Regions from separate parts of the Mus musculus genome. Here regions 2 and 3 are each linked to region 1. A link is a loop called in an ENCODE intact Hi-C map of the cell type or tissue named here. Cell type or tissue: left cerebral cortex. All regions are shown on one strand. Links, peaks and the distances in the headings refer to the core of each region. The heading gives the core; the rest is flanking DNA. Region 1 has its middle 50 kb from the start of Gm32549. Region 2 overlaps Gm32770 (a long non-coding RNA gene). Region 3 overlaps Camk2n1 (calcium/calmodulin-dependent protein kinase II inhibitor 1).

Region 1 (10,358 bases), core at 904-8,903:
CCAGGCCTTGAATCCCGCTGGCCCCATCTTATGGTATCCTTAGTAGTAGACTGCTCACTATAAATTTCTCCATGGAAGAGTATTTCCCTCTTGTCCCAGGGGGAAGAAGAGCATATGATCAATACCAACCTAGCACCTTCTAGAACACACACGGTGCACAATGGGGACCAGGAACGCATGAGAAAAATTAGGACATTCCAGCTGCCAATCACTAGGCCTGGAGGCCAAGGAGAGCAACGGAGCAAGGCTGCCTCCCTTAGCTCCTGCGGGCCTCAGAGGACCACACGCATGGGACCAAGCGTTCCCAGGATGTGAATAAGGCACTGCGATTGTAAAACTAAGGAAACAGCCCACAGATCTGTGCTTTTAGCCACTCATATGAAATAAATGTCACTGGCAAACGGTGATCCATGGCGGTGGAGATGGGCAGCACAGACACCAATCAAGGTAGTGGAGTTTTAAACCATAACCCCTAAAAGATCTTTCAACATACAGAGACAAGCACTGAACCCCAAGGATTCTGATCATAGTGTGAGACTTGAAGTCTTGGAGACATATTATTAAGTGGAATGCCCCTCCTCCAAAGACCCAGAATATTCTATCATAACGGTTTCAGTGAGATCTGGGGTTGGAGGCCCCTACCTAGGGAACTGTGGTGTTTCAGCACCACGGACAGAGGGAAGGCCTTGGCTGTAGGGGCAATCCATCACTGGCAACTTAGGGGGGGCCTTAAAAAATAAAAATAGGACGGGGTACATAGATCTGTTGGTACAGTGGTTGCCTACTATGCACAAGAGGTGTCAGACTTGATCCTCAGAACCACGTAAACTGGGCATGGCGGCACACACTGTCACTCTAGTACCAGAGAGGAAGAGACAGGAGTTCAAAGCCATCTTCAGCTATACAGTGCATTGGAGGCCATCTGGCAGACATGGGACCTTATCTCAGAAAAAAAATTAATTAATTCAATTATTTAGAAAGTAAACCAACAGGCAGGGAAAGGTAGGGGTTTCTCATATCCCTTTCTGAGCCGAAGTCTTGAAGGAAGGGAGGGAATTGTGTTTATTTAATAACAAAGGAGAGAAGAGTGATAAGGTGGGTTAGCCTTGGCCTGGAAATCCTACAGAACACTCTTTTTTTTTTTTTTTTTTTTTTTTTTTTTTTTGGTTTTTCTGAGACAGGGTTTCTCTGTGTAGCTCTGGCTGTCCTGGAACTCACTCTGTAGACCAGGCTGGCCTCGAACTCAGAAATCCACAATGCCTCTGCCTCCCAAGTGCTGGGATTAAAGGCGTGAGCCACCACGCCCGGCTACTACAGAACACTCTTGAGTCTCCCTCTAGGTGACAGCGTGACCTTTAGAACACCGTTCCCGTTTCCTTTCTCTGAGCCTAGCTGTGACCTCCGTGGGCGCCCTGTGGTCAGAAAGGGGAAATCTGGCACAGAGTCTATTTGGTCCCAAGTACGTCTAGTGAGTCAAAACTGCTTTCTCCATTGGTCTCATGCACCAGGTTCTCAAACAAATGAACAACTATCTCAAACTATGGCCTCCGCAACAGGAATGCCCTGTGACAGGTGTGAACAAAGAAGAAACAGGGGTACCTGCAGCCAAAGTAAGTCTTAGGATTGAGGTAAACTTAGCCAAATGGATCTTTGCCCGTAGGACCTCCGAGCCCTATGATGTGCTGCTGTGTGTGTTTATTATTTCTAAGAAATGGGTAGGAAGCGGCTGGGCGGTGGTGGCGCACGCCTTTGATCCCAGCACTTGGGATACAGAGGCAGGCGGATTTCTGAGTTCGAGGCCAGCCTGAAGTGAGTTCCAGGACAACCAGGGCTATACAGAGAAACCCTGTCTCGACTAAATAAATAAATAAATAAATAAATAAATAAATAAATAAATAAATAAATAAATAAATAAATAAGGGTAGGAAGTATTCACTGTTCCCAATCTTCCTCCCATGGATTATTTGTAGGAATAGATAACATGTAGTGAACCTTCCTTAAGGGCTAGGCACCGTCACTCTCCTAAAAAGTAGGTACTATCACCGTTCCCATTTTGCAGGAAGGAAAACTGAAGCACAGGATAACAAAAGACTTGCCCAGAGTCACATGTCCAGTGTGCTACAAAACAGAGATATGAACCTGCTCAGGCAGGTTCCGGTGTCTGTGCCTCCTGCAGCTCAGCTCAGTGGCCTCTCCCAACTCAGGCCTTGGAGAACACTAGCCAGTGTGGGAAGTGTTGGCCTAAATGCGTGTCTGCTTAGCTCTGGGTATTTTGAGCAAATGAATTTTTTTTCCTGTAATTTTCCCTTGGGTTGATGTTTAGATTATGGACAAATCGGGGTAGGCCCAGATGGTGGCTGGGAGGTAGAAGGAGCCCTGTGGGTTTTTTTAACTAATTAATTAATTTTAATTAAGATTGGCTTTGTGGCACGTGACAGGGAGAACTGCTGTGCATCTATCTGGTCAGCTGATGGGGGCAAGAGAAAGGAGAGGAGAGAGGGAGGCCACAGGAAGAGTGGAGGGAGAAGAGGGGAGACATTCATGGGTAGGAAGAATCAAGATGGAGCATGAGGAGAGAAAGAAGAGACAAAACGCAAAAGAAAAGAGAAGACATGCTGATTCACAGAGTCCTCTCTAAAAAAACGGAGAGAAAAAAATAGAAAGAGCCTCTGCCCCCTCCCACCCACCCCCAGCATCCTGCATACAGGACACTTCCTGTCCCAGCTTTGTCCTCCCAGCCTAGAGCAGCTAACGGGTGTCCTTCCTAGCAACAGGTGAGACCCTGTTAGCACAGAGCTCTTCTGAGATGCCTGGGGCAGGGTCAGAGATTGGTCCTGCCTAGGAGCACAGGAGTCTTAGCCCCTCCCACCTCTGGTCCCCATTCTAGTCCAGCTCCTTGCCAGATACTTTTCTGTGACGGCTGGGAACAAACCCGTCCGTCACCCACCGCTTGCAGCCTCCACACTCCTGCTCCCTGCCTGGAACTTCAAATGAGCCTGACACAATTTCTCTGCAGCCGCTCTCCCCCTGTCAGATGGCTCAGCCTGCACAGGACTCAGCTCTGCCTCATATCTTCAGGTTAAAAAAGGAGCAACAGCAGCCTGGATCCTGCCTCTCTTCATATGGGAGCATCAGCCCAGCGACAGAGCCGAGAGTCACTGGTGACACTTCAGCTCTGAGCTGAGCCCCGGGGCTTCCTTAAGGGCATCCGGATAATATAATCCCAACGTCCTAAGCCTAGTGGACTCCAGTCCCATCCAGGCCAGCCCCCACCCTCACCACAGGCCTCTCTTAGCCCCTCTAGGATGAAATTTGGGATGATGTTGCCATGGCGACCGCGGTACCAGCAATCGCTGTTCATTATTTATGCTCAGGGGATAGAATTATATGACCTGGAACCAAAAAAAAAAAAAATGTGCAAAGCGACTGACATTATGCAAAGAGCGGAGTTGCCCTCAAAACAGAGGAACTCAGAAAGCCGTCCAGCACCTTTGCTGGGCCTCAGCAGGCCCTACCTGATAAATGGCACACCTGCTGAGATTTGGGGGAACTAGATGACCTGACTGCCAGGCAGGTTCTTAGAGACAGTGATGCCTCCGGAAACTACCATCCTTCTCAGCATGGGGCGGGGTCAACAGAACTACCTTCCTTCTGAGCATGGGGCGGGGGCGGGGTCAACAGAACTACCTCCCTTCTGAGCATGGGGCGGGGGCGGGGTCAACAGAACTACCTCCCTTCTGAGCATGGGGCGGGGCGGGGTCAACAGAACTACCTCCCTTCTGAGCATGAGGTAAAGGGTCAACAGGGCATCTCAGAAACTCCGGTTTAGATCATGACCCTTTGCCAGAAGCCAGGAACATCAGCCAGCCTTTTGTGAAGGCTGCCATCCTCCGTGGAATGCACTGGCAGGACCCCAAGTCCTCTGTGCACCCACCACCTCCTCAATGCAGCTCTGCTCTGACCTAGCCTGTATCTATGCCCAGGAATCCCAAAACTATAAAAAATTAAATCTGAACATAAATGTTTGTCTGGGGGAAAAAATACATGACTTAAACACTACTTTTCCTCCCTGAACTCTGCTTTCTAACGAACGTTTAAGATTTTTATTTATTTGTATGCGCTTGGATGTTTTGCTACATGTGCACCACATGTGTAGCTAGTACCTATGGAGGCCAGAAGGGGGCGCTGGATAGTACTGATGTCTCTGGCAGAAGGCTAGTGTGAGAACAGAATACGTTGAGGTTCCTAGGGACCTGGCACACAGTAGGTGTGCAGTAAAAAGCAGTTGGTTGACTCCTTGGAGATTGGCATTTACCTTTCAGTCTACAAAAGTTACCCCCCCCCCGTATGTGTGTTTCTGTGGGGGGAGTCTGTCTGTCTGTCTCACTCTGTACGTCTCTGTGTCTCCCTGTGTGTCTATGTCTGTCTATGGGTGTATCTGTTTCTGTCTCCCTGTGTGTCTGTCTATGTGTGTATCTGTCTCTATGTGTCTGTCTCTATGTCTCTGTCTCTGTCTCTGTGCATCTGTCTGTATGTCTCTGTCTCTATGCCTCTGTCCCTATGTCTCTGTCTCTATGCCTCTGTCTCTATGTCTCTGTGCATCTTTCCTGGCCAGCCTTGACTCCCCTGGAATGTCTGCCTCTCCCTCCCCAACAGCTGTACCAATCCTCCCCACCCCAGACCCCCTGGACCTTGCCTGAGGACCCGCCCATAGGTGGCTCCAGAATTCTCAATGGAGCCAGAGCTCTGCCAGCTGGCCCACCTCTCACCTCCCTCAGCATCCAGAAGCCGTGTCCCTCCACCTCAGCCAAGGCTTCTCTGATCCCCTGCTGTCACTCCATTTTCCAAACCAATGTAGCCTCTGCTGCAGTCAGAACCTCTGGGTGGGACTACCACCACCCTCTGCCAAAAGCCAGGAGCATGTGGGCACACTCAGCCCAGCCAGCGAAGCCAGCTCCGGCACCCCAGCACGGGGGCAAAGAGCATCCTGCGATGAGTCAGTCCCCACGGTGCCTCGTGTTAGACATGTTTTACCTCTGATGAGTCCGCCATTCTTGGCACCTAAGTCGCAGCGCAGAGCAGAACAGTCGAGAGAACAGTGAATATTTTGTAAGAGCCAGAGGCTCTGAAGGCCTGGTGGGGTGATGTTGGGGAGAGAGAGAGAGAGAGAGAGAGAGAGAGAGAGAGAGAGAGAGAGAGAGAGAGAGAGAGAGAGAGAGAGAGAGCAGGAAGGGGAGAGGAGGCAGACTTGAGGGGTGTCGGTACTGTGAAGTAGGGGTCGACGTGAAGACGTGAGCTAAGGTTCCCTCCCTCATCTTCTTACCTCACCTGTCGCCTCTCTGTCTTTCCTTTCTCTTTTTCTTCCCATTTTCCCCTCTCTTCCCTGCTCCCGCCCTTCTCCCTTTATCTCTCCTCACTAACTTATTCCTGTTATCCTTTTTCTTTTCAACCTACTCTTTCAAGTGGTTTTCCTTTTGCTCTTGTTCCTTGCTGAGCACCGTGATGGGTACCAGGACCCTGGTCTGCATTCCCACCACGACAAAGCTCATCCCATCTCTCTAACCTCACAGAGGCCAGCAGAATCAAGCCCAGCCTCCTTCTGACAGATGAGGGCACCAGGCATCCAGGCAGAAACCAAGTGTTGAGCAGGTGTTAGCCTGGAGCATCTCAAGTGGAACGCGCAGTCCTATCATGTCGGAAGCACAGCCCGTGCTTCACCTTTACCGATGGCGGACCAGAGGCTCGAGGAGATGTGTCACCTGCCTAACACCACCCCACCTGTACACGGCAATAACAGGAATCAAAACTAGACGCAAGTGGCTCTCGTAGCCATGATCGATTGTGCCCCTCGATGGTGAGAAACAGCTCAGGGGTTCTCAGAGCAACTGAACCCCTGAACCATGGGGGAGAAGTGGGAAGCTTGCTGCCCCCCTCCCTCAGCAGCTACAGGCTGTATTGTTCTTGTAACTCGTCAAGAATAGCCAGTATAGGGCCTGCCCGCCTGACTCCCTGTCCTTCCTTCCTTCCTTCTCTCTTTTTTGAGACAGTCTCACCAGAAAGCAGCCCCCTTCCTTCCTTCCTTCTCTCTTTTTTGAGACAGTCTCACCAGAAAGCAGCCCCCAGACTATACTCAAACTCTGAATTCTCCAAAGTACTGGTATAAGGGGTGCGAGCCACAGTCAGACTCTCAGTGCTGTTGCTTCCCAGAGCTGACCCGAGGAGAACTCTCTCATCCCTTCTGTGGGCCTCATTTTCTCCCTCAGCCTCTACCTAGTACCATGCTCTCTCTCTCTCTCTCTCTCTCTCTCTCTCTCTCTCTCTCTCTCTCTCTCTCTCTCTCTCTCTCACACACACACACACACACACACACATACACACACACACACACACACACACACACACACACACTATACCACAGCTGCACTGTCAGTCTCCCTCCATGGGTTCTCCTGATTCATCTCCTCCCATCATTCCCCCGACTGCTTCTCCTGCTCTTCTCTGGGTTAGCTAATTGGTTGGTTAAGTAATGACTGACTGATTGATTGATTGATTGATTATTGATTCTCAACAGATTTCCAGGAGAACATGCAAAACTCAAAGTTGACTATGATCCAGTCTGTGTTTAGAACAGCCAAGACTTTGCCCAGGAACTGATGCCTACAGCCCTAAGTCAGGAGAGGGACCAGTGAACCAGCCCAGGATGTTTTCTTCCAAGAGATACTAACGAGACTACCAGAGGCAATGAGCTCCAGCTGTGCCCCCAGAAGTGCCTGAAGGACAGAACCCTAACCCCCTGCTGCCACTGCCACTGGCTTCCCAGGGTGCCTAGAGGCAGCTGGCCAAAACCAGACTCATCCAGGAAGCATAAGAGAAAGGTACAGTTCCAGCTCCACCAAGAGTGGCCAAGCTGGACTTCCAGGGACAGAGTCAACACCTGCCCTGGGAACTGAGCGGCAGTGGGAATAGAGGAAGTCAGCAGGCTGATGCTGGCCTTCCCTATTCAGTCATTTACCAGGTGAAAGCTGGACAGCCCCGATGCTACCTATGCCAGGTCATGTACACTAAGCTGGGTATACGCAGGTGGAAGAATGGAGCCAGGATCTGGCCCTACAGCGCTCCTTTAGGCAAGATCCTAACTCAAGGAAAATCTCAATGCACATTCTACATCGCCTGCTTATGGCCTGCCGCAATCCTGCGCTCCTAGAGCTCCATGCCCAGCCGCATGCGTAGTCTGGCTCTGTGAACCCTCTGCCCACTTCCAGTCCCTAGGCATTTTCCGTGACCTCTGTTCCATCCACTGGGAACTCTCATCCCTTCGCAACGCATCTGGGTTCAAGCCCTCACCTCACTATTTACTAACGATATATCATCAGAATGCTCACCCAGCCTTTCTGTGCCTCGGTTTCCCAACCCATAAAATAATGATTTCCCCCCCCCCCCCGCCACTCCCTGCCAGGGTAAGGGTGAAATGGGTGTCAGTAAACAGAAGGGGCGTGGCCCTGGAAGCCATCCAATAGGAATGACTGAGAAAACATGGGTTCCAATGACCAAGCTTGCAAGCCGTTCTCAGGATAGAGCTTAGCCCCTCCGACACCAGGTAACTGTCCAAAAACACTACCATTGTGACACCCCAGGTCACCTCAGTCTTCTCATAGCTCTTGCTTCTTTGGAGGAGGGCCCCAAATTTTCTATAATTACATTTCCTCCAGTGGCCATGGGAGTGCAGTTGATCTGCCCTTCGCTGCCATGATGGCAGAATCCACACCTGTGTGGTCCTCTCCCAAGGGGTCCCTTCCCAGCACAGGGCCCTGATCCTTCCAGAGGAGATCAAAAAAAGTATTTGTCAAAATGAGCAAAGAAGCCGCCAGTCAAGTGTAAGCTCTTGGAGCTAGGCCATGTAGCCGCCTCCTGGAAGACAACCTGAGCCGTGAGTCACCCAGCCAAAGAACCTAAGTCTCCTATCGCAGAAACCTTCAAAAGGCACGCTTGCTGCTGTGCTGCAGTCTCTTGAGAGCCTGCCAGAAGGTGGGAGTTACACTCAGACCAAACAGCTTCCAATCCTTCGGCTCCCCCTCTTGCCTGCCGCAGCTCGGGGGAAGGAGGCCAGCTGCTGCTCTCGGCAAGAGGCCAGGCTGAAACTGCTGGCCCATTTTTTTTTCTGACCTGGAGGCCCAGATGTGTTCTTGAAACCCTCACGCGGCAAAGGGAAGGGTCATCCGGCTAGCCAGAAATTGTGTGCACTCCTGATGGACTGGTGACAATCTTGCCTCTTCCTTGGCCCACACAGATGCCCTGAGGTTCCCTTGAGAGGCAGCAGGGAAGGGTGACAACAGGCGACCAGCCTTCCAGCACTGCAGTTTACTACATAATCCAGCCAATGAGGAAAGAGGGTCTTTACTACAAGGGCCTCCTCCACCACTCTTGGCAAATGCAGCAAGCCTGTCAGGACCCTAAAGAAAACTCAGCTCTGCCTGCAACTGATCTTTCCCTCACAGAATCCAGCCACCTTGTTTCCCTTTCCCAAAAGAAACCAATATGGGTCAGCCCAGGAAGTACACGCCCCAAGACCACCTGGTTCTGCGAGTGTGAAGCTAGCCCGGCTTCCCTTGTACTAAGTGGACTCTGGACAATCAAAGACAAGAAGACTTTTAGGTCCCAAAAGTTGGGGGATAGTTTTGGGGTTTTGGTTTTTTTCAAAATTGTGTGTACAGAGCCTCCATCACAAATGATGTCTTTCTCCTGGCCCTTGAGGTACCTCACTTTATATCTCTTATAAAACATACCTCTTTAGGCTGTTCAGTTGATGGTGGGTGTGTCTGATGTCCCTCAGAGAGCAGTCAGGATCCTTATAGCCAGGAGACATACTCATTTCTGTGCTCCTAGGAATGGGAGGCACTATAGCTTAAGAGATTAAGCAGTAAGTGTCTGCTGGCATGAAGTTTTCTTATGATGGTGATAGGTTTGAGAGTTTTTGTTTTTGTTTTGCTCTGCTTTGTTTTCAGACTAACCTTAACCCATACTTGGAAGTATCGTTCTCATAGGTAAAATAAGAACAAAAATGTCTGGGTGTGTGGTGCACGCCTGTGACCCCAGTTTTCATGTAACCCCAGTATTCAGGAATCTAAGGCACAGCATGCTCTAGATCAGTGTGAGGTACACAGCGAGATCGGTGTAAACAAAACGAACAGAAAGAGCAAAACTACTAAAAAGTTATCTGCTTCTAAGGTCATTTTGAGGATTCCATATAAGTATGCACATGAGGCACCAGACCCTGTGCCTATCACAGGTAAAGATGGCCACCATGCTAATAACTGAGAGTAGCCCTCATTGTGGCTGGGATGGGGAGGAGGAGGAGAAGGGAGAAGGGAGAAGAAGAAGGGAGAAGAAGAAGAAGAAGAGGAAGAGGAAGAAGAAGAAGAAGAAGAAGAAGAAGAAGAAGAAGAAGAAGAAGAAGAAGAAGAAGAAGAAGAAGAAGAAGAAGAAGAAGAAGAAGAAGAAGAAGAAGGAAGAAGAAGGAGGAGGAGGAGAAGGGAGAAGGGAGAAGAAGAAGGGAGAAGAAGAAGGGAGAAGAAGAAGAAGAAGAAGAAGAAGAAGAAGAAGAAGAAGAAGAAGAAGAAGAAGAAGAAGAAGAAGAAGAAGAAGGAAGAAGGAGGAGGAGGAAGAGAAGGGAGAAGGGAGAAGGGAGAAGGGAGAAGGGAGAAGGGAGAAGGGAGAAGGGAGAAGGGAGAAGGGAGAAGGGAGAAGGGAGAAGAAGGAGAAGGAGAAGGAGAAGAAGAAGGAAGAAGAAGAAGAAAAAGGAGGTCATGATGACAATAAGAATGGTGGCAATAATGGCATAGAGATAACAGTGACGATCTCTTCCTGGAGAGACATGAAAAAATGTCTACTTATGCCAGACAGGGAATTGACAATAGACCAAAGTAAGGATACCACCCAGGTCCCACTTGGTGGGCCAGAGTTTTATTGGGATCACTTACAGGAATATGGGTGAGAGGTCACCTACAGGAGCAGAAATGACTCAAGGACAGCTGCATCACCAAAGCCCACCCCCACATGGGTGACAGCCCATGAAGCTAAAAACCTGGAGCACACTGTGTGCACAGCCTGCGGGCAGCTCAACAAGCTGGAGAATGTCCTTCCCAGGTAGCTCGGTTTGTCTGAGTTGCTTTCTGACAGTTCAGCTTGTCTGAGAGCATCTCTCCTCAGACCTTACTGCCTAGTATATCTGATCGGTTTCAGGGACTTCCTGAAGCCATTGAGGTGTTTCCTTCCTGAGCTTAGGGAACTTCCTCAAAGGATGGAGTGTTTCACCTCTCCTGAATACTCTGTGTCTGAAGGAGCTTCCCTCTAAGATGGAA
Region 2 (10,358 bases), core at 1,431-9,430, 140 kb before region 1:
CATTTATAAGCTGTAATTTCCCTGCTCAATGCTCATGAAATGGGACCAGTGGGTTGGGCAATGTCCTTAACAAGCACCAAGCATAGCAGAAAAAAAAAAGGCAGCATCCTTCTGCTGCAGAGCCTGGCTGCATCCTTCTGCTGCAGAGCCTGCATCCTTCTGTGCAGAACCTGGCAGCATCCTTCTGTGCAGAGCCTGGCAGCATCCTTCTGTGCAGAGCCTGGCTCAGACAGTGTGACCAGGAACCAAGCATGAATGACAGCCTCTGATTTGTTCAGCAAAGCCCATTTCAGAGCAATTAAAAAGAAAATGTCATCTCCTGTCCAAGGCGCAAACAAAAGGCCAAGGCGGCTTTTTTCTCTCTTTTAATTGATCTGGGCTGTCAGCTGCTGCATTAGCAACCCAATTGTGTTCTAATTAACACCCTAATTAAGTGTTTTATCATCAGAACCTAAGAAGGGCGTGAACTGGGAAGTGAAAGTGCCAGTGGGGTGGGAAGGTCTGAGGTCCCCAAGGCAGGACATTTAAACACGGTTCTTAGATGTGGGAAGGTTTTGGACTTTTTTTCTCTTTCACACAAGTGGGTTTCCACAGAGGAGTCTTTCAAACAGGTTGTTTCTGATGCAAACGTTTCAACCACTTACGAACAAACCCTAGATAGGGACACATGGAACCAGCAGACCAGAGTAAAGGGAGAAAGCCAAATGGGAGTTTGGGCGCATAATGGATAGAACCATAAGTTAAAATGAGGTTGTCTTAATTAACCCTGTCTCTGTCTGTCTGTCTGTCTGTCTGTCTGCCTGCCTGTCTGTCTGTTTCTGTTTCTCTGTCTGTCTCTCTCTCTGTCTCTGTCTCTCTCTCTCTGTGTATGTGTGCACAGGGAGAAAGAATTAGAGAGATGGGGCAGGGTGTGAATTCATTCTGACATTTTCATTGGCCTGTGTTATAAACAAATCAACACGGCCATTTGGCACACCTTGTTGGTTTCGTCTTGTGAGAATAGAAACTTAGGTTGGTTACAGATTAGCTGGGGCTGGTGGGAGGGGATGGTGCTAGCCTCTAAGCCAGATGGCTCAAGTTCTGTCCCTGACGTCCACATGGTGGAAGGAAAGAACCAACTCTGGGAAATGTCCTCTGACTCCCACAGGAGTCATATGTGCCCATGCCCTAACCCCAAAAGAGAAGTTATGGTACTGGAATGTCCCACCCGTCTACCAGCTCCTCTAGTGGGGTGAGGTAGGTTGAAGACTGCAGGCTTTGGGGTAGACCCTTTGTCATGGTTTGTATAAGCTTGGCCCAGGGAGGTGTGGACTTGTTGGAGTAGGTGTGTTACTGTGGGTGTGGGCTTTAAGACTCACCCTACCTGCCTGGAAGCCAGTATTCTCCTAGCAGCCTTCAGATGAAGATGTAAAACTCTCAGCTCCTCCTGTACCATGTCTGCTTAGATACTGCCATGTTCCTGTCTCGATCATAATGGACTGAACCTCTGAACCTGTAAGCCAGCACCAATTAAATGTTGTCCTTATAAGAGTTGCCTTGGTCATGGTATGTTCACAGCAGTAAAACCCTAAATAAAACACCCTACTAAGATTTAGGGAAAAATTCTGTTCTCTTATCTGTAAAACTACAAATATGTGTGTCCTTGTAGGGGCTTTATGACAACTAAAGAGGAAATGTTCTCCAAGTGCTAGGAGAGCAGGAAGGACTAATAGATCTTACTTTCCCCTCCCCTCCCTTCTTCTTCCCCTCCCCTCCCCTCCCTCTTCACCTCTCCTCTCTTCTCTGCCCTCTCCTCCTCTCCCTCCCCTTCCCTCCACTCTTTTCTTCTCCATTCTCTGAAGCATCTTTTCCTTCCCCCTCCCTTCCCCTAACCCCCTCCTCTCCTCTCTTCTCTGTCCCCTCCTCCTCTTCCTCCCCTCCCCTCCCCTCCTCTCTTTTCTGACCCTCCTCCTCTCCTTCCTCTTCCCAATCCCCTTCCCTCTCCCCTCATGCATCTTTTCCTTCCCTCTCTCTTCTCCTCCTCCCCTCATCTCCTCTCTTCTCTGCCCCCTTCCCCTCTCCCTCCCCTCCTGTCCCCTCTTCTCCTCCTCTCTCTCCCCCTCCCCTTTTTTTCCTTCTCCCCTTCCCTTCCCTTTTCTCCTTCAGTTGTGTTTTTAACTCTTTAGCCTCTAAAGACAGAACCTCCTTTTTCCCACTGGTTCTTTATAGATCAACACAATCCAAATTCATTTAAAAATAAATACATAACATGTGTACCTATTTAAGAGGTACAGCATGGTGTCCCCGTGCCATTGTGCAGTGTGTGATGGTCGAATGGAGATAATTAGCACAGCTCTCTCCTCAAACATACATCATTTCTTTGTGTTGTAAACAATCAAAGCCTCTCTTCTAGATATTTTGAGAAATGCAGTAAATTACCATTAATTATAGACACTCTGCCCTACTGTGTTCCAGGACACAGCACCACAACTCGGCCCTGTTCAGCTGCAGTTCTGGACCCATTGTAATCATCGTCAACGCCACCCAAAGGTCTTTATTTTGAAAGCTTAGTCCTGGGCTGGGGATGTGGCTCATCAGGAAGGGCTCTTGTCTATTGTATAGAAAACCCTGGGCTGAATTCCCAACACTGTGTAAACCAGGCAAGGTGGTCCACACCTGTAACCCCAGCACTCAGGTGGTAGAGGCAGGAGGTTCAGAAGTTCAAAGTCATATTCTGCTACACATCAAATTGGAGGTATGTCCCCCCACACCAAAAAAAAAAAAAAAAAAGCCTTGGTCTTTGGGCCAGCCTGTGGCAAAGACAGCAGGAGGTGAAACCTTTGGTAGATGGGTCCTTCTGGAAGGAAACCAAGTCACAAGTCATTGAGGACTCCATAAGATGAACAGGCATTCAAGCCAAATGCTGTCAACATGAGGGGCTGCTATGCCACAACCAGAAGAAATGGGGTCATATGACCACAGGCTGACCCCTCTGAAACCAGGAGACAAAACCAAGCTTTCTTTGTTGATTATCTCAGACAATTTGTTATAGCAACAGGCGCTGGCTAATAACCATTTTCACCCATCATTTCCACAGATTCTGTGCCTTCCTGGAGCTCTAGGGTACAGATGTCAGCACCTGACATCTAAGGTCTTTAGCAGAATTGACACAAAACCCCCGAGAGCAATGACATTCTCTGCTCACTGTTCCGGGATGTCCCCAGCATCCCTTCACCTGCCTCTTGTCACACACAGTGCCTCAACAGTGGCTGCCACCTCTCTGCCTCCTCTTACATTCTCTCCATTATCAGCCTTGACAGACAGCCACACTGCTCAGGGGCTGCCCAGTGCCCTTACTCAAGGGCAAGGGTTGCCATGAGATTGCTGGCACACTCTCAAAGCTTCCACAGGCTGGCTTTTGCAGCAGCCCAAAAGGGAAATGCTATGGGTGTTTATGCAAATGACAAAGTGGGCTCATCCATTTGGGAGCTACATCACTTTTCCCACACACACTAACCCACCAGGGCTACCCGCTGGCCCCAGGGAGCAGGTAGGCTGCTGGGTGCCGGTGTGGAGGATCCTGGGGAGGGGAGTTGTTGGGGGACAGTGAAGAGAAAAGAGCACAGCCTGGAGAAGGTCTAAATTTAGGGGGTGGAGTGGGAAGAGGAGCCAATGGAACAGAGAATACGTGTGGGGAAAAAAGTGGGTGCATCAAGAGAGTGTGATTTCACGGAGTCCAAGAAAACTGGGAAACAGAGAAGTGCTAAGCAGCTGCTACTCCTGACCCACAAGCACCGCTGCCTGGTGCAGTATGCCAGAGTCTATCGCAGGACATGATGGAAGTCACCTCCATCAGCACCGTCTATAGTATTACACTTCTATTCCAAATAAGGAAGCAGAGATCTCAAGATTAGTATGAAACATCACACAGCTGTAAATGACACAGACACGTATAGTATTCCGATAGCCATGTGGCTTCCGGACCCTTCCCTGCCATCTTCTGTGAGCAGGCTCACGTTCAGGCATCAAATGCTGGGATGCCAGAGTATAATATGGGACTTTCAATAAGGTCGGATTCCCTGAGACTTGTGTGTTCAGGGTTCATGGAACAGCTTGCCCTTGATCATACTCAGAGAGGGGTCCCAGAAATGCACCGGAGAAACCGCACTTCCAAGCAGCCATGGGGATGCCTTGTCCAACCCTGCTAGCAGCCTGGAGATGGAATGGCCTTAAACTTATGCTGCTCTGAGACAAAGGGTCATTGAGGGGATCCACTGACAGCTGTCAATCACCAATACCCCCAGCAATAAGAATAGAGACCTCAGCTCCAATATGTGCAAAACCTTACATACTCACCACCAAGTTCGAATACATACTGGTCCTCCTTCAAGTCCTCTGAAGGATGTTGTTGATGTTGGGTACTGGGGTGCTTGAAGAGGGAAGGTTTAAGGCAACAGGTATAGCCCAGTTGAGGGTGGGGGATGGGGTGGAACACCATCTGAAGAGTGTTGGGTTGCTAGGCATCACATAGGATTAAGACACTTAGCGCTGATTTGCTAAGTCATTTAATAGAGCCACTGCCATTTAAAACAAGGGCACGTTCTCTCCCCAGCATTGCAAAGAGGGTTACTAGAACCAGAATCAACCTCACTAGCAAGGGAAGGCTCTTTGTCTTTTATCTCTGGTCCCTAGTGACTGAGCCTCATCCCATTGGTGAGAGCTCAACTTCAGAACCTGCCATGATTGGTACAAAGCAGGAGGGGTGGAACCCTTGTCTGGCTTTGATTAAAATAAAACTCTCACAGGGCCAAGTTCAAACTCTCTCGCTGGCTATAGCTACCAGTACTAAGCATCCAAGGCTCAGTGCTAAGGACTTCTGTATCAGCAGTGAATAAGAGGGGGCGCTGGCAGCGCAGCGGGAGCGATGGTATCAACATTACAGAGTCAGGTAACAGGACTCAGAGGTCCCTTTAGTGTCCCTAAAGCCAGGGAAGGGCTCCATCTCAGAGGCACACATTGGTGCATCGGTGTGGCCCTGTGCACCCTGCCTCTCACTTGTGTGACTCAGGACGGTTCTGACTTACTCAGGTCTCACACTCCCTCAGCTTCCAATCTCCCACAGACTCACATCCGGGTTTAAGTTCTCCAACCGCCAGGCCTGTGCACACCTTAGCTGGTTACCACAGAGCTCTTGCAGCCCCGAGGACTCCAGTTCGAACGCTGACCCCCACACTCAGCCATGTGGCCTCAGGAACGAAGCCACTTTGCACAACCAGGGAATACAGGAGCAGCATTCAAACCCAGGGCTTTCTGGCTCAAACTCACCTCTGAGTTGACTGTGGCCCCCCATAGGGCAGAGCAGAGAGGACATCCCCCCACCCCCCAGCAAGCACTTAAGTGACTGTCCCTTAGTTTAGGACTTCCAGGCAGGGACACCAAGGCCGTCTATCTTCTCAAAGGGTACTCAAGAGCTGCACAGTATAACTGTGGTAGTGGAGGTGGTGGTGATGGTGGTGATGATGGTGATGGTGGAGGTGGTGGTGGTGGTAGCAGCTGCTTCCAGGGGACAGGGATAAAGCCAGCAAACACTTAGCTCTCAGTACTTGCAACAGCACTGGAATTTGAGTTCCCCTGGGAATTGGCTAGTGAAAATGAGAGGAGAAATGACTCACCTGTGACCTGGGAGCAAGTGGGAGAGCACAGGGCTGAGAGCCAAGGAGGGGAAAGAGACCAAGAAGCACACCCTGTGCGTATGTGTGTGTGAGAGAGTGTGAGTGTGTGTGTGTGTGTGTGTGTGTGTGTGTGTGTGTGTGTGTGTGTGTGTGTGTGTGTGGTCAGGCCAAGGCTGCAGTGAGAGCCATCTGGTTCCAAAAACAAAGACAAACTCAGAGAGAAGGTGATTGAAGACGGGAGGGGAGGGGAGGGAAGGGGAGGGGAGGGGAGGGGAGGGGAGGGGAGGGGATGTGTTCATAGGGGAACCACAGAAGCAGCAAGTTCCCCAACTCAGCCTCTGGTCCCACCTTTTGGGAGCTTACACTGTTCAATCAATTACATCAGCACTTGTCTCAGAGTGCTTTCTGTTGCTGTGATAAACACCACGACCAAAACCAACTTGGGGCAGGAAAGGGACTACCTCTTCTCACAGCCTGTAGCCCATCACTGAGAAAAGTCAGGGCAGGAACTCAGGGCAGGTGCCTGGAGGCAGAGGCAGGAGAAGCCATGGAGGGGTGCTGCTTGCTGGCTCGCCTTTCATGGCTTGCTAGGCTTGCTCTTTTATACAACCCAGGACCACCTGCTCAGGGGTGGTACCACTCACAGTGGGCGGGGCCTCTCACATCAATGGTCAATCAAGAAAAGGCCCCCACAGACTTACCCACAGGCCAATCTGATGGAGGTACTACTTTCTTCAATGGAAGTTCCCTCTTCCCAGATGCCTCTGGCATCGAATTGACAAAATTTTAACCAGCTCGGCACCGTAGGGTAAAATACTTCTTTAAAAATCATAAAGAGAATGTGTTAAAACTTCTATGTGCTGGAGGAGCCTTCTGTCTTCTATTGGGAGAGATGTGTGGTTTGCTTGGGGAGGCATTGGGTAGTGAGGAGGATGCAGAAGGGAAGCCCCCTGAGGTTCCCCCTGCAGTTCTACGCAGGGCCCCATTGTCACTGGAGCTGGAGAGGAGGGAGCCCTGCACTGGGTGGGAGGCTCTGTGTCTGAGAAACAGGAAAAGAGACAATTGCACTTAAGTGCTCACAAGCCAGCCCCTTTTATTTTCAAGGACATGAGCTGATAAATGTGGATTTGTCCTGGCTGCTGCATGCATTATGCAAATGAGCCGAAGGGGACAGATAATGCTTCAGGGTCACCACCTGTCACATTCTAGTGCCTCACATTTTGAAAAGGGGTTAAGAATGGCTGACTTCCTCCTTAAATACCTGTGTGGGAGTCTACAGTGTTGAACCACCATTATTTCAGATCTGACTCACTGGGGGCCACATTAATTTCCTATTTACAGAAGCCACTCTCCGACGCATGATGGATTCTGCTCATTCAATTTACCACCCACGTATCCATCAGATGCTACTGATGGCCAGGGGCTCTGCGTCTAGTCTTCCCTAAGGATCTAGAGAAGCGATGCTCTTTCAATTACAGTCTTAAGATGTTAGTATTCAACATCTGCCTCAACCACATTAAACTAATAGATAGGCCATGAATTCTTTAAAAGACTTGAAAGGGCTGAGGATTAATTGAAAAGAAAGAAAGAGAGAGAGAGAGAGAGAGAGAGAGAGAGAGAGAGAGAGAGAGAGAGAGAGAGAGGAAGGAAGGAAGGAAGGAAGGAAGGAAGGAAGGAAGGAAGGAAGGAAGGAAGGAAGGGGGAGGGGGAGGGGGAGTAAGTTAAGGGCTCACCTTGCAAGCATGATGGCCTAAGTTCGATTCCCCACAAATCATTGTTTAAAACAGGCCCAGTGCTGGCAAGGTAGAGACAGGGAGATCCCTCCTGTCCTAACTGGCTTTCTGTAAAGCAACTTGGGGAGGGAAGGGTTTATTTTGCCTTACAGCTTACATAGTCCATCATGAAAGGAAGACAGGGCTGGAACTCAAGACAGGAACCAGAAGTTAGAAGCTGAAGCAGAGACCATGGAGGGACGCTGCTTACTGGCTTGCTCGCCATGGCTTGCTTGGCCTGCTTCCTTATACAGCCCAGAACCATCTGCCTAAGCATGGCACTACCCACAGTGGACTGGGTTTTCCCTCCCCAATCATCAATAAAGAAAATGTCCCTACAGACTTGACTACAGGCCAATCTGATGGAGGCGCATTCTCACTCGAAGTTCTTGCTTCTCAGATGGCAAAGTTTCTAACAAGCTAAGAAAGAGAACTAACCAGCAGGCCTGGGGCTCATTGGCTAGCCAGTCTAGCGAAATTGGTAAGCTCTGGGTTTCAGTAAAAAAAAAAAAAACCTGCCTCAGAAAAGAAGATGGAAGGCTCCTGATGAGCAATAGCTGAAGTTGACCTCTGATCTCCACACACATACACTACATGTGCACCTGGACACACACACACACACACACACACACACACACACACACACACACACACACACACACACACACGTACGCTCACCAAAGATCACAGCAGAAGAAATGGCTACAGGTAAAAGAGGAAATAAATCTCATCTGGATTCTGTCCTCTTAGTATCACTATTTGTTAAGCTCCTGCATCGCGACTCTAAGAGTAAGGGCTGCACAGGAAAGCTAACACTTATTTAAAACCTCAGCAGAGCTAGATTATAGCCCTTGCATTAGAGCAGCTGTCTGTGTTGTTTCAGAAGAGGGGTTGTTGTTGTTGCTTTATGAGAACACATTTAAAGGCTGCAAGACCAAAACAAAAAAAAAAAAAAAAAAACAAAACAAAACAAAAAAAAACCCTTTTCTCCTAACACAAACTCAAAACCCAATGAAATCACCACCAGCCTAGACAGGTCAGTTGCCAGCCTCTCTGTCCCCAAGTGCATGGTGAAGAGAGATGCTAAGTTGAAGCCATGAGAATTCCTCTTCGGCTACAAAATATGACCAATGTACAGACAGCGAGATGAGAGCTGAGCATTCCAGAACTTTGACCACCTTGGTTCCATCTCCCCTTTCTTGTGTATCTCCCCAGAGCTGACAAGGCCTGTTGGCAGCCAGAGGCCTTTGAGGGAGCTTTGATAGTAATGAAGAACTGTGTGGCAGAGTCCAATCCTCCCAGGCTACTGCAGGACTCAGGCAGCCCCCAAGCCCTGCAGTGGCCTCTCTCAGTTCCAGTCTGTTCTACCCACTGCCAGGCTAGCCTCCCTTCCTGCAATGGGCATTTGTTTCTCTGGGGCACAGCCTCCAAGGCCTCTGTAACAATTCCAGCCACTATCCCATCATTTGGAAAGCCACTCCCCGCTGTCCCTCCACCTCCATTGTTGGATTGGGACTGAATCTATGCTGAGCTAGGAGGGTGTCTGGTGAATTTAAACTTGGCCTTAATCTCTCTTGGCCTATTTCATCCTCCTGGTAACAGGTCCTAGGATGTATACATGAACGAAGCCAGGCTGGGCCATCCACTCAGGTTTAGTTCCATGAGTGTCACCGGAGCATCTGGGAAAGCTAATGACTGTATCCCCCTGACCTCAGCCTTTAAGAATGTGATCCAGGTGTCTTCTGCAAATATGTGACCTAGTGATTTTCTGGATGTAAGTAGCACACCCAGGGAATGAAAAACAGGGGACAAGAACAACTCTTGCGTCTCTGGTTCCAGGCACTCCATGCAGATGGCCACTGTAGGTGGTAGAGCAGGCTTAAAGAGGCTTGCTCCAGATGGGTTAAAGACATTGTAAAGGAAGCGCATTTATTCAAAGACAGATATATGGGCTGAACGTTTGGAAGTCTAGACTTTAGATATAAATGTTGAAGTCTCTGGCACATAAAGGACATTTAAAGGCAGGGGCGGATGTCTAACCAAGGAGACTGTAAATCAGAATGATCAACTGGACGGACCTTTGCGAATTGCAATGTAAGAGGTCGGCTTGCTTGGATCAAATTGGCAGAAAGGAAGTGGAAACTGCCGTTTCTCAGACAGACCGCAGCTTCCTGAGAAGAGAAAGCATGCCTCATCCATTTCTTTTAAAATACAGTATGCTGGATGGTGGTGGCACACACCTTTGATCCCAGCACTCAGAGGCAGAGGCAGGCAGATCTCTGTGAGTTCAAGGCCAGCCTGGTCTATAGAGCAAGTTCCAGGACAGCCAGGACTACACAAAGAATGGCCCAATGTAGCCAGAGCATCAGGCTGAGAGTTAGAGGCCATGAATTCTAAAATATAGTTTTGGATGAAAGAAAACACTTTTAAGTTTGCATTCATAATTTACTGGCTATGACAGGTTCACCCTCACTCATTCAACTAGAAGTATACAGGAGGTGTCAGCACAAACACTGCCTAAGGCTGGGGAATTATAAGTCTGAAGGGATGAGCAAGAGGCTACTTTCAATCTTGCTTATTAGATTCTTATCACATGACTATGAATAAAAATGCCCCAAGAAAAATTCTTAAAGCTTTGGTAGCTGAAGACACCAAGGTCCTCAGAACTTCATTTGTACAGGCAATAAGCAATGGGATTGGAACTCAAGTCAGTGAGCTTTTACTGTGAATGTACACTATCCTTCCACCACCCCCAAGAACTCATGGTCTTATCGTGCACCTGAGAGATTCAGGGTGTCTCTTTAACTAAATGTAAAAGCAACAGTAAAAAACCCTGCTGTGATGTGGCCAAGCAATGGACGCTCTAAATGACCACATAGTCAGGAAGTAGGGAGAATTAGCTGGACCTTCCAATAAAAACGAGCCTAAGTGTTTA
Region 3 (10,358 bases), core at 1,535-9,534, 84 kb after region 1:
TAGGACATTCTATAAAGAATAGTGCAACCTGGGTATTGTAGACTCAATGAGAAGAGGAGCGAGATAAGGTAGACTTGTTGAGTGACTCTATTGCTGAGAGGTAGGAATGAATGTCTACTTACCCCAGATAGGTTAAGATAACCCTGGAGGCTGTCTTGATTGTGTTAATTGAGGTCAGAAGACCTGTCCACTGTGGGTGGCATCATTCCCTAGGTAGGATGCTGGACTGTTGAAGATGGAGAAGAGGCTGAGCAGAAGCATGCATTCATCCCTGTTTGCTTCCTGCTTGTGGGTGTGACCAGCTGCTTCATGCTCCTGCCCAGCTTCCCTTCCCTAACCTTGAACCTGAACCCCCTGGACCCTGAAATAAACCTTCCTCCCTCAAGTTGTCTTTTTCACCCCAAAGCCCAGACCTAGGGATAGATCCAAGAGCAGAGTCTATTATTTATTTTGTTGATGGTGCTGGACATCCATGATCATCATGGCTCTTCAAACAGACCTCTGAGGCTGAGGTCTATGGCTCTGTTTTCAAAATGAGGATCAGGGACTGCAAATGGTAAGCCCCAACCATTCACACGCTGAGTTCAAGTTAATGGGGGCATCAAGAGGAATAGCTGGTCTTCAGCCTCCTCGTGGATTCCCTTAGATAGAGTATTCCTCTAAACTTCAACAAGTAACAATAAGACTGCCACCTCTGCATGCTGCTGCGGGTGAGGGACTTGCTGAGATGTCCACCCAAACAACACAGCATGGAGACGGCTTGGCATCTGAGTCAAGTCCGGAATCTCTCCAAAAATCTCACATTGCACTGACTGAGCTCCCCGCTTTCCTGCTTGGCTGGGACTCCAGGAAGACTTACCCTGTCACCCTCTGAGCATCTCAGAAATGTCCCTCTGGCTGTCAGCCCTGCCCTGCCAGCAGCAGAGGCAGAGCCAGGTCCCAATGGTCCAAGGAAACTGGCACTCCCAGGTGTTCAGTAGGAAAGCAAGGGAGAAGGCCCTTGCTGTGTGACTCCCCAGGAGACCCTCCACCTCTCTGCGCCTCCATTTCTTCCCAGTGACAGGAGATCTGTGAACCCTGCAATCACAGAGTTAAGTCCATTTCCTCTTCTACAAACACGGACGTAGACACTGCTCTACAGACAGCTGCAAACAAGGCACAAAGGTCCCCAAGAGTCTTCTAACAGTGCCTGTTTCCTTGAATGTCACATGGGGTTTACATCACTGAATCACTGCAAAGATCCCTAAGTGAGCAGCTTAACTCAGGGCCTGGCACTCCCTACACACCCACCTTTCAAGGCACTCTTCCCTGGGAATAAGAATTGGAGGGCTGGAGAGATGGATCAGCCATGACAGACTAGGCTCGCTATTGAAAATATAAAGACTGGGTGAAGGAAACCACGTGGGCATTTGGGTTATAGCTGCACAAAGTGTGACAGCCTGTTACAGTAGCCTGTGTCTGAGCAGGCATGATCAAGGGCCTTATTCCCATTGTAAAGTCTCCTAGACAGAATTTCTTGTTTAGCACATGATTGGGGGTAGCCTCTTGGTTTTGGGCATTGTCCCTGTACTGAGATGTTTCTCGGTGTCCCCTAGTGGCCATTAGAAGTGTCTCCAAACATTGACAAGTCCCCTGAAGGTCCAAGTCAGCCTCCACGGAGAACTACTGCTCTAGGACTTTCAAGGGTTTGGGGGATATAGCATCGCTAGAGTTCATACCTGACATACATGAAAGCCATACGGAAAGGGTTGACCCCAGAGTGTGTGAAATGGGTATGTGGGGCGTGACTGTAATTATCAGTGCTTGGGAAGTAGAGCCAGGAGTTTAAGGTGATGCTTGGTTACAGCATAGGTACAAAGTCACCCTGGGATACAGGAGACCCTGGAGATAGCACACCAACGGACAGCAAACCAACCCTTGAGCTTCTATTTGAGAGTCTCTGTGATCCATCCTCATCCCCTCCAGAAACCCTGAGAGCCACCTTCATCTCCTCCAGAACCCCTGTGACCCACTGTCTTTCCCTCCTGAACTCCTGTGATCCACCCACATCCCCTCCAGATCTCCTGTGATCCACCCACATCTCCTCCAGAACCCCTGTGACCCACTGTCTTTCCCTCCTGAACTCCTGTGATCCACCCTCATCTCTCCAGAACCCCAGAGGTCCACCCTTTCCCTTCCAGAACCCCTATGATCAACCCTCATCCCTCTAGAACTCCTGTGATCCATCCTCACCCCTCCAGAACATCTGTGATCCACCCTCATCCCCTTTCCTCCCAATCACTTCCCTAAGGACCTGCCCTGACTCAGGCAAGCCTCTGTCCTCTGCTCCTGGATGCTCCTCCCAAAAGCTCCAGTCCCACCTCTGTTCTCTTAAATTATTTTTTTATTATACATGAGACAGATTGGTACACACACAGGAGAGGAGGTTAGAGGGCATCATTGGTTCTGCCTTCCCACCTTCTCATCCGGCTCACACAACGAGTGCCTTTACCCACTGATCCCCAAACTTTACCTGTGCCCTTCTGCCACCCTAGAGTGCCATTTCTGTGCAGCCAGCCCTTATCATTCAAGGCACTATCTTCGTCTTAAATGTAAATGTAGCAGGTGTCTGTCCTTTGCTTCCTGTCTCAGACACTGCCACCTCCTCTCTGCTACCAATAGCAATTTGAGGAAGGCAGGAGCTCTTTTGGACTTTCTGGTGTGGATGTTGTGTTCGGAGCACTAAGGGCAGGTGTCGAGGCCAGCTGTGAGAATTGTAACTCACTGGCGCAGTGACATCTGTTACATTGTTACATACAAAATGTAACTCGAATGCTCACACAGACTCCAGGTGCCCGCAGCAAAGAGCCACAGGTGAAAAAGCAACCTTGGAATCAGGATTAAGCCCATAGAGGTGAAGAGATCATGAGTCGGGTCCAGCTGTTTCCACTTCTGGCTCCTTCCAGGGGACAGTTCCTCAACTTCTCCAAGCCTCTGTTTCTCAGGTCACTGAAGTCGAGATAATCTATAGCAGCCTTAGGTCGTAGAAGTGCTAGGCGAAGCGAGTAAAACACATGCAGAATGCCCAGCGCTGTGGTGCATGTCAGAAATTAAAAGGCACGTAATGGTGACATTAGGCTCCGATACAATGCAAAGGCCACACACCTCCGCATCACCGTTTGGGATCTGATTAGCATTCAGTCCTGGAAGCATCCAGAACAGGAATTACCATCCCAATGCCACAGAATAAGATGCTAGCCTTCATAGGGAGCCAAGTGGTGCAGTCAATGCCTCTGGCATGAAGGAGACAGGGGAAAGCTGCTTTCCCGGGGCTTCCCTTGGGGCCTAGCCCAGGAAACTTCTTGGACAGTGAGGGAAAAAGGCTGCTAGAACCAGAAAGTGGAGACACACCGCGCGAGGGGGGGGGGGGGGAGGGCAGGCAGGGAGGGAGGGAGGAGGGAGGAGGGCGGAGGGCCCGCAGGGAGGCCTCCGGGGAGGCCGCCAGATGCAGTAAATAATTCACACAGAGGAACTGAAGATAGCCTTCAAGCTCGGAGGATCGGGCCAGGTCGCTAAAGCTCAGACGTCTGGAGGGGACTTGTGGTCTTTCCTGTCTGCGAGCCAAGAATTCTTGTGGCCTTGGCTGCCAGGAAAGCACAGTCCCGGGTGCCACTCCCCGCACTGAGGGAGGGAAGCTCCCCGGAACTACCCTGGCCAGGCAACCTGCTTGCCTGGCCCACATCTCCGCCCAGCCGTCCCCATGGCAACCGGTTGGCCTGGTCCAGGGTTCACCGCCTAGTAGAGCCTTGGCCTTCCCTCCCCCACCCCACCCCCAAACCCGCTTGAGGATGAACACTTCACAATCTATCCCTGAGCTCCGGGGGCTGGGAGCCTCGCGTGTAGATAAATAAACAAATAATAAAAAGCTAGTTGTGAGACCCCCTCCGTGCACTGGGGTTGCGGGGACCATGCGCATAAGGGACCAAACTTAGCTGGATTTCAGTCCCAGTGGGAATGTAGGCAGGTGCCTTTGCTGCTCCGCGCCTCATTGTTCTGTATCTGTAGAATGGGGTTGTAAACAATAACTACCTAGGAGAATTGCTGAAAAGATTTAGACATTTAAATGGGGACAGGACAGAGCAACCACTGGTCTACAACTAGAAATGAGGGGAAAGATTTTATTTTATTTTATTTTTTACATAGAGAAACGAGTCCCAGAGAGACAAAATATACTTGCTAGGGATGGTGGTCACACAGCCAGCCCTGGCCGAAAGGAAGGAAATCATGATCTCTTTGTGAAACTCAAAAGCTGGGCGCTGGCAGCGATCTCCCTGGGACTCCCCTAGAGGTTGCCTGCACTTCCCCTGGGCCCACCCCCACCCTCTTGAAATTCAGTCATTGAAAGGTCACAGACCAGACACTGTGGTTTCTGGACCGGAAAGGGCCTCCCTCTAGCAAGCACTGTCTCCCCAGTGCCAAGCACAAGCCCCGCCCCCTCTCTGCCTGCCAGAAAAAAAAAATTGTTGAATGAATATGGACTTAATTAATGAATTCACTGAGTTCATCTCCTTCATAAAACACCCTCCCAGGGTAAACTCCTGAAACCCTTGGCCACCCAGCTGCGTCCCACAGGGCATTTCTTTCCCTAGCTGTATCCGGGTTGTCGCGGTCTGCTTTCTCCCCCCTCATCGACTGCCCACCCCTCCCATCAGCTATTCTCTTAGGATTTCCCAGGGCATACTTCCGGGTCCTCCCCAATACAGCCTGTCCTCCCTGTGACTTCCTCCCCTCTTGGTGACCCTTTGTCCTCAAAACAGCTGCCTCTAGGTCAAGGACCCTGTTCCAGACTCTGGGGGTGTCCCCCCAGGCCCCGAGTTAGGGACAGACCCTCCAGCATGAGGGGTGCCAAGGTCAGGCAAATCTGTGTATCGGGAACACTTGAGGGGAAGGCTGGGGATGTCTGTCCGTCTGTCTGTCTGTCTGTCTGTCTGTCTGTCTGTCTGTCTGTCTGTCTGTGACTCTTGGTCCCTCTGCAGTGGGGCTTGGGTCTTTGGACCTAAGATCTTTGTCCCCAGGCCGCCCAGCAGGCTTCAGTCCAGCTGCCAGGTTTCCTGGGTTACAGGCACTGCCTGAGATTTATTTTTGCATATGGTTTAGGAGACTTCTCTGCTGTTGAATAAGGACAGCACGGTTGATTCCCTGTTCCCTTTCCCTCCCATAGGCAGATTGTGTAAACCAGAGCAGCTGCCTGAGTTTCCAAGAAAAAGATTAGAGGCTGCACAGTTTCTAACCAGGATGACAGTTCCTCCGCAGGAAGTCGCTTCTATTAATTTGTTAAAAATCTTTTTTTTCCCTCTCTCTCTTTCTCTTTTTTGCACGGCTCCATCTATCGGTCATCTGACTACACTGTGGGGGATTTTGCAAATCCTGGGTCTTCTCCAGCCCTGTGGTGTGCCTGGAATTCATGGCTTCTCTGAACTTGTGCCTGTCTCTCTTTGCTGGACATGGAACTACTGGACAATGGCTTCCTTGACGGCCTGTGCAGAAGATCTCAAGACGTGGAAGTGCTCTTGCCCCTAAAATATGCGCTTTGCACAGAGATTGCCCCCCTCCCCCGAAGACGCAGTGTGCACACAAGAAAAGGAGGGAATTCTTTGACCCTGATGGACCCCCACCGTCTCAGCGACCCAGGCCAGTACAGCAGCCCGTGAACATCGTCTCTCTCACCTGTGCCTCTGATATGATGTGGAGAATGGGACTCCCTGCCTCGTTCTTACCACCCAGCACACTACTCCAACCACTGGGAGGAAAATATTACAGCAGCCCTCACTGAAGGGGGTTGAGGACACAGCTTGGTTGGGAGAGTGCCCGCCTAGTGTGCACAGGGCCTTAGATTTTATGCTCGGACTTCAAAACCTGGAAATTGTGGCGCATGCTGGTAATCCCAGCCCTTGGGAGGTGACAACAGGAGGATGAGAAGTTCAGGGACTACATACTGCATAGTACAAAGCACATACTACATACTATGTTCAAAAACCAGCCTGTGCTTCGTGAGAACGTTCTCAAAACAAAACACAACACTGTAAGGAGGTGTACTGACTTGGGGGGGGGGTCAGTGTACAAAACAGGTCTCCAGTGCTCCATCAGCAAGCAAGTCTAAGAAACTAACCCAGTCAAGAGCTTCCTGCGGAGGCAGGCTGACTAACTGTAACGTGCCCTCCAGCGTGGAATGCAGGAATACAAAGGGCTTATATAAAAACTAATAAAGTCTAAATAAGCTGTGGGGTTTAGTTACCAGCCATGGTGCCATACTGACTCCTCAGTTGGACAAAATTTGCCAGAATGGCACCACATGGTAGGAATAGAAGAAACTGAATCAGGGTTATATATGTCAACTTAACATCGTTTTCCCAACTTGTCTGGTATCATCATCATCATCACATTTCTTTGTTGTACAGTAGGAGCACAAGCATGCCACAGCACACATGTGAGATCCAGAAGACAGCTTTTGAGAACTGGTTCCTCCTTCCTGTGCAGGTCCTGGGGAATCAGACAGACTCCGGTTCTCAGGCTCTTGGGCCAGTACCTTTACTTTGATGAGTCTTCTTGCCCACCATCTGTAGATCACCTTAAACTAGTCTAGAGTCTCACTGGTATTTTATGTTAAAGTGGGTCACAGGTTTGAGTGCCAGGCCATACCCAGGTTCCCATTGTCGCCAACACTAAGGAAGCGTGTTGCTTTAGAATCTCCAAGCTCCTGTCTTAGGGTTACAGTCGCTGCAGCGAAACACCATAACCAAAAAAAGCAACTTGGGGAGGAAAGAGGGTTTTTTTGTCTTACACACCCTGAGTCACAGTCTATTGAGGGAAGCCAAGGCAGGGACTGAAATAGGGCAGGGACCTGGAGGCAGGAGCTGACGCAGAGGCCATGGAGGGATGCTGCTTATTAGCTTGCTCCCCATGGCTTGCTCAGCCTGCTTTCTTATAGACAGACCCCAGGACCACCAACCCAGGGGGGCCCCACCCACAGTGGGCTGCCCCCCCACCCCCGCCATCCATCACTAAGAAAATGTCCTATGAGCTTGCCTACAGCTGGATTTTATGGAGACATTTTTTTTTCCAACAGAGGTTCCCTCCTGTCAGATGATGAGAGCTTGTGTCAAGCTGACAGAAACCTTGTCAGCACAACCCCTCTGTCCCAGTCTCACATCCCTGGAGGAGAACGATTATTTTTGAACCCAGGACAAGCCTCTAGTTTGTTCTTCATTATACCAGGTTAACACAAGGCAGGCACGAAATCAGTACTCACTAAATGAAGCCTGAGGTCTTCTTGTCTAAGGAAGTGACCTATGCAGAGGCCTAAGCTGATCCCTCCCCTTGACAAGTCAGCCCCATGGCTCCCATCCAAAGAAGGAAGACTTCAGGCAGGCTGGGTGCTGGTGGGGGTTGGGGGGCGGGGGGCGGGGGGAACGGAGGGGGCGTGGCTTCCGGAAACACTGCCTTTGGGGAGCAAGCACACGACTTTATGTAGGAACCTTGGGAAACTGATGGAGGTCGAGAAAGGAAGACTGATTCCCTCAAGCCATTCCCATCTCCTCAAGTAGTCTCCTGCCCTTTCCACCCCCAAAGAGAGTCTGTCTTTGAGTATAGACGCTAAAGACACAACATGCTGAACTATAAGAACTTCTCCAGTGATTTTGGCCACCCATTGCCTGACACATAGGAAGTACTTCCTGGATGCTCATACCCTATCTGAGTATCAGGCCACATACTGGGGAGACAGAAGTTCCCATTTAACCTGTCCTGATATTTCTTACCATCCTTATTTTATAGAAGAACCAGAAAGCCAAAGACCTTAAGTCATGCCCCCACCCCCACCCCACTCACAGCTAGGAAAAAGGGTTCAAGTCTAAACCAACTAAGTCCTGAATCCACCTGCCACCAGTCCTTGAACACCTAGAAATTGCTGTCTTCCCTGCAGGGGCATCCCAGGATCATCCCTCCATCTGTGGCAGACAGGAGTTCTTCAAGCTTCTCTGTTCTCAAATGTAATTTGTCAGTTCTCCCTGAAAAGATCCCTTTGATATTCCTGCAGCCCATCCGCCTGGGTAGGCCACAGGAGCAGAATCAAGGGATACATACGGATGCTTATTGAAAACATTCAGTGAGCTAAGTTTGCAGGACGCAGCCCTGGATGCTCCGGGTCCACGCTTGGAGGTTTGGAGTCACCCTCCCCCACCTCCATCTTTTAATAGCCTTTTCCATATTCATTGCTGCCCTCTCCAGATACTTCAGACATACCCAGCACATGGTATATCTGCTATCTGCAGAGTCCCCAAAGTACCTTCTCAACAAATGCTCACCCAATACTATAGTATATTTAAGAGATTTATTTTCCTTGCTACTGAATGGAGGTCTCTAGAAAGGCAGACTCATTCCAGGCTGAGGCAGGCACTGCCTTTGCTGCCCAGTGGCCTCCAGCAGGAACGTTTTAATACATCACTTATTAAAATGGACCTTCAGCCTTGGCCCAGGGCGCGGGGCAGCTCCAGGAGCTGGCTGACCACATCCACACACTGCCTCCTTCTGACCCCTGATGCAGTCTCAAGTTGTGCAGGATGATGGAGATGGGCAGAGCTTGCGGAAGACACACCAACACAAGGACTTTTAAAGGCTGAAGGACAACCGTTGAAGCCGGAACAGAGCCAGTCTGTCTGCATCTTCATCCCAGATGGTGGGCTCTGGGTTCCAATCCTGCCTCTGCAGCTATCAAACTGAGGCGCTTGGCAGGAATTACCCTCTCTGAGACACGCTATCTACTGTGCAGCCAGGTAACACCACCCATTCTTCTGGGCTGTTGTGAGTCTGGTGTTCAGGGAAAGCTTTCTTGCTTCCCTGAGACCTCAGCTTCTTTGGTAACTGGTAAGTGAATGTCACTGGGTTTCTAGAAGTGCTGAGACAACCACATGAGATGGTACTCAGTGACTACAGTACCAGAAACCACATCCCTAAAGCTACCTTCTTGCCTGGCCTCTGTCCCTCTCGGCAGATTATTATTTGAACAAAAAGCAGGCCCTAGCTCTAATCCTTTCCCCCAGTAACCCCCTCGGCCTTCTGGGGAGGGGAGCAGTACATTGCATTTCTTGGCTCTAATGGAGCCTATAGACCTTCAAGTCCAAAAGGGAGTGCCTGGGGTCAAGAGGGAAGACAGCCAGATTCAAGAAGAGGACTGTGCGCCTGGGGAAATGAAGTTGGCATCCGCTTGCATCCGCAGGCTGGGCACTGCCAGTTCCAGCTCCCCCATCAGTCCCAGTAATGACCACAGGATGAAGAACCCCAGGCTGGGACCTGCTGAGGCTGTCAGACTTAAGAAGGGGGATAAGACATTTGCCCTCCTTTCCCTGGGGCCCCCTGGAGCTCCTCTTCTGCAGTCCCCCCACCCCACCCCGTGGGGACTCTTACCTGATGTCTGAGTCATACTCAAGCTCCTGTCACTGTGAGCTGTGTTGTGACTCCCTGGCTGACAGCTTTAAAACAAACACATTAAAAGCTCCAGGCAGTGGGGTTTCTACATGCAAAACATCCCAAGGGTTGGGGGAGGGGTAGGAGGCAAGGAGGTGGGGACACAGGACCTCTTCCTTGAGCCAAAACCCCTCCTCCCAAGTCCTCTCCCTACAGAACCTGAACCCCTCATCACTGCCTCCAGTTTAAAGAGAACTGGAGCTACCTCCCCACCCTGCCCAACAGACTTTTCCTAATGGGTGATTAGAGGCAGGTACAGCAGGTGCTTGGAAACTTTTGGGACTTCCCCCCCCCCCCATGCATCCCCAGAGAACAGACTCATCCTCAAGCATGTAACAGTAGGCTCTAGTGGTAGAGACACGTATGTCCATAACTGGGTCTCGGGTTGGATGTTTAGTGGATGCTAGCGGCGGCCCAATGTGGAAGGTTCTGGTGTGCCGAGGATTGATACTCCTCTTCTTGACCCTAAGAGGCAGCAGCTGAGTTCATCGGTCTCTGCAGATCAGGCAGGTGATGTTTACAGAAGTTCCAGTTCCGAGAGTAAGGCAGTCAGAGCTAGAACCTGAACCCAAGTCCAGTCTCCCAGCTTCAGTCTCCACAGGACTGGCGGCCTCCCAACCCAACAGGATGGCCCAAGCAAGCCTCAGGGAATCCAGAAGGAGCCATTTGCAAAATTCAAAGTCCACTGACTCTGCCATTCTTAGGGGATAGCCTGACCCATCCAGCCCACTGGCTGATAACCCCCCAACAACGCACACAAACTGTTTCATCCTACAGGCCAAAGCCACCATCTCTGTATTCCAGTCCCTGAGAAACAAGGCTAACGAAAGAGTAGACACAGGAAGAGTTCTTTATTG

Evidence for each region. A loop is a pair of places that touch in the nucleus more often than their neighbours do. Peaks named below come from ENCODE experiments on the same cell type or tissue, not always from the same donor. Only the 100,000 strongest peaks of a DNase experiment are listed, where the experiment ranks them.
Region 2: a loop joins it to region 1, with 4 times the contacts of the local background. A loop is called at or near these places in 3 of 42 quality-filtered maps.
Region 3: a loop joins it to region 1, with 4 times the contacts of the local background. A loop is called at or near these places in 5 of 42 quality-filtered maps.

Annotation. Positions count from the first base shown.
Region 1 is chr4:138,541,066-138,551,423 of GRCm38, reverse strand. No RefSeq gene overlaps it. Among named protein-coding and RNA genes, the nearest start is that of Gm32549, 50 kb to the right of the region's middle. In left cerebral cortex, for the core only: a CTCF peak has its summit at 4,171 (motif pointing right); DNase peaks (open chromatin) are centred at 2,993, 4,175, 4,964, 7,993 and 1 more place; H3K27ac peaks cover 4,978 bases.
Region 2 is chr4:138,679,262-138,689,619 of GRCm38, reverse strand. The region is part of intron 1 of Gm32770 (a long non-coding RNA gene); the gene reads right to left. Among named protein-coding and RNA genes, the nearest start is that of Gm32770, 6.9 kb to the right of the region's middle. In left cerebral cortex, for the core only: no CTCF peak of the experiment used is centred there; DNase peaks (open chromatin) are centred at 3,608, 4,845, 5,505 and 9,299; H3K27ac peaks cover 4,529 bases.
Region 3 is chr4:138,458,120-138,468,477 of GRCm38, reverse strand. Camk2n1 (calcium/calmodulin-dependent protein kinase II inhibitor 1) reads right to left here. Exons shown (of 2, transcript NM_025451.2): 2 at 8,352-10,358. Among named protein-coding and RNA genes, the nearest start is that of Camk2n1, 8.2 kb to the right of the region's middle. In left cerebral cortex, for the core only: CTCF peaks have their summits at 1,577 (motif pointing left) and 5,368; DNase peaks (open chromatin) are centred at 8,207, 8,481, 9,274, 9,507 and 9 more places; H3K4me3 peaks cover 323 bases; H3K27ac peaks cover 6,693 bases.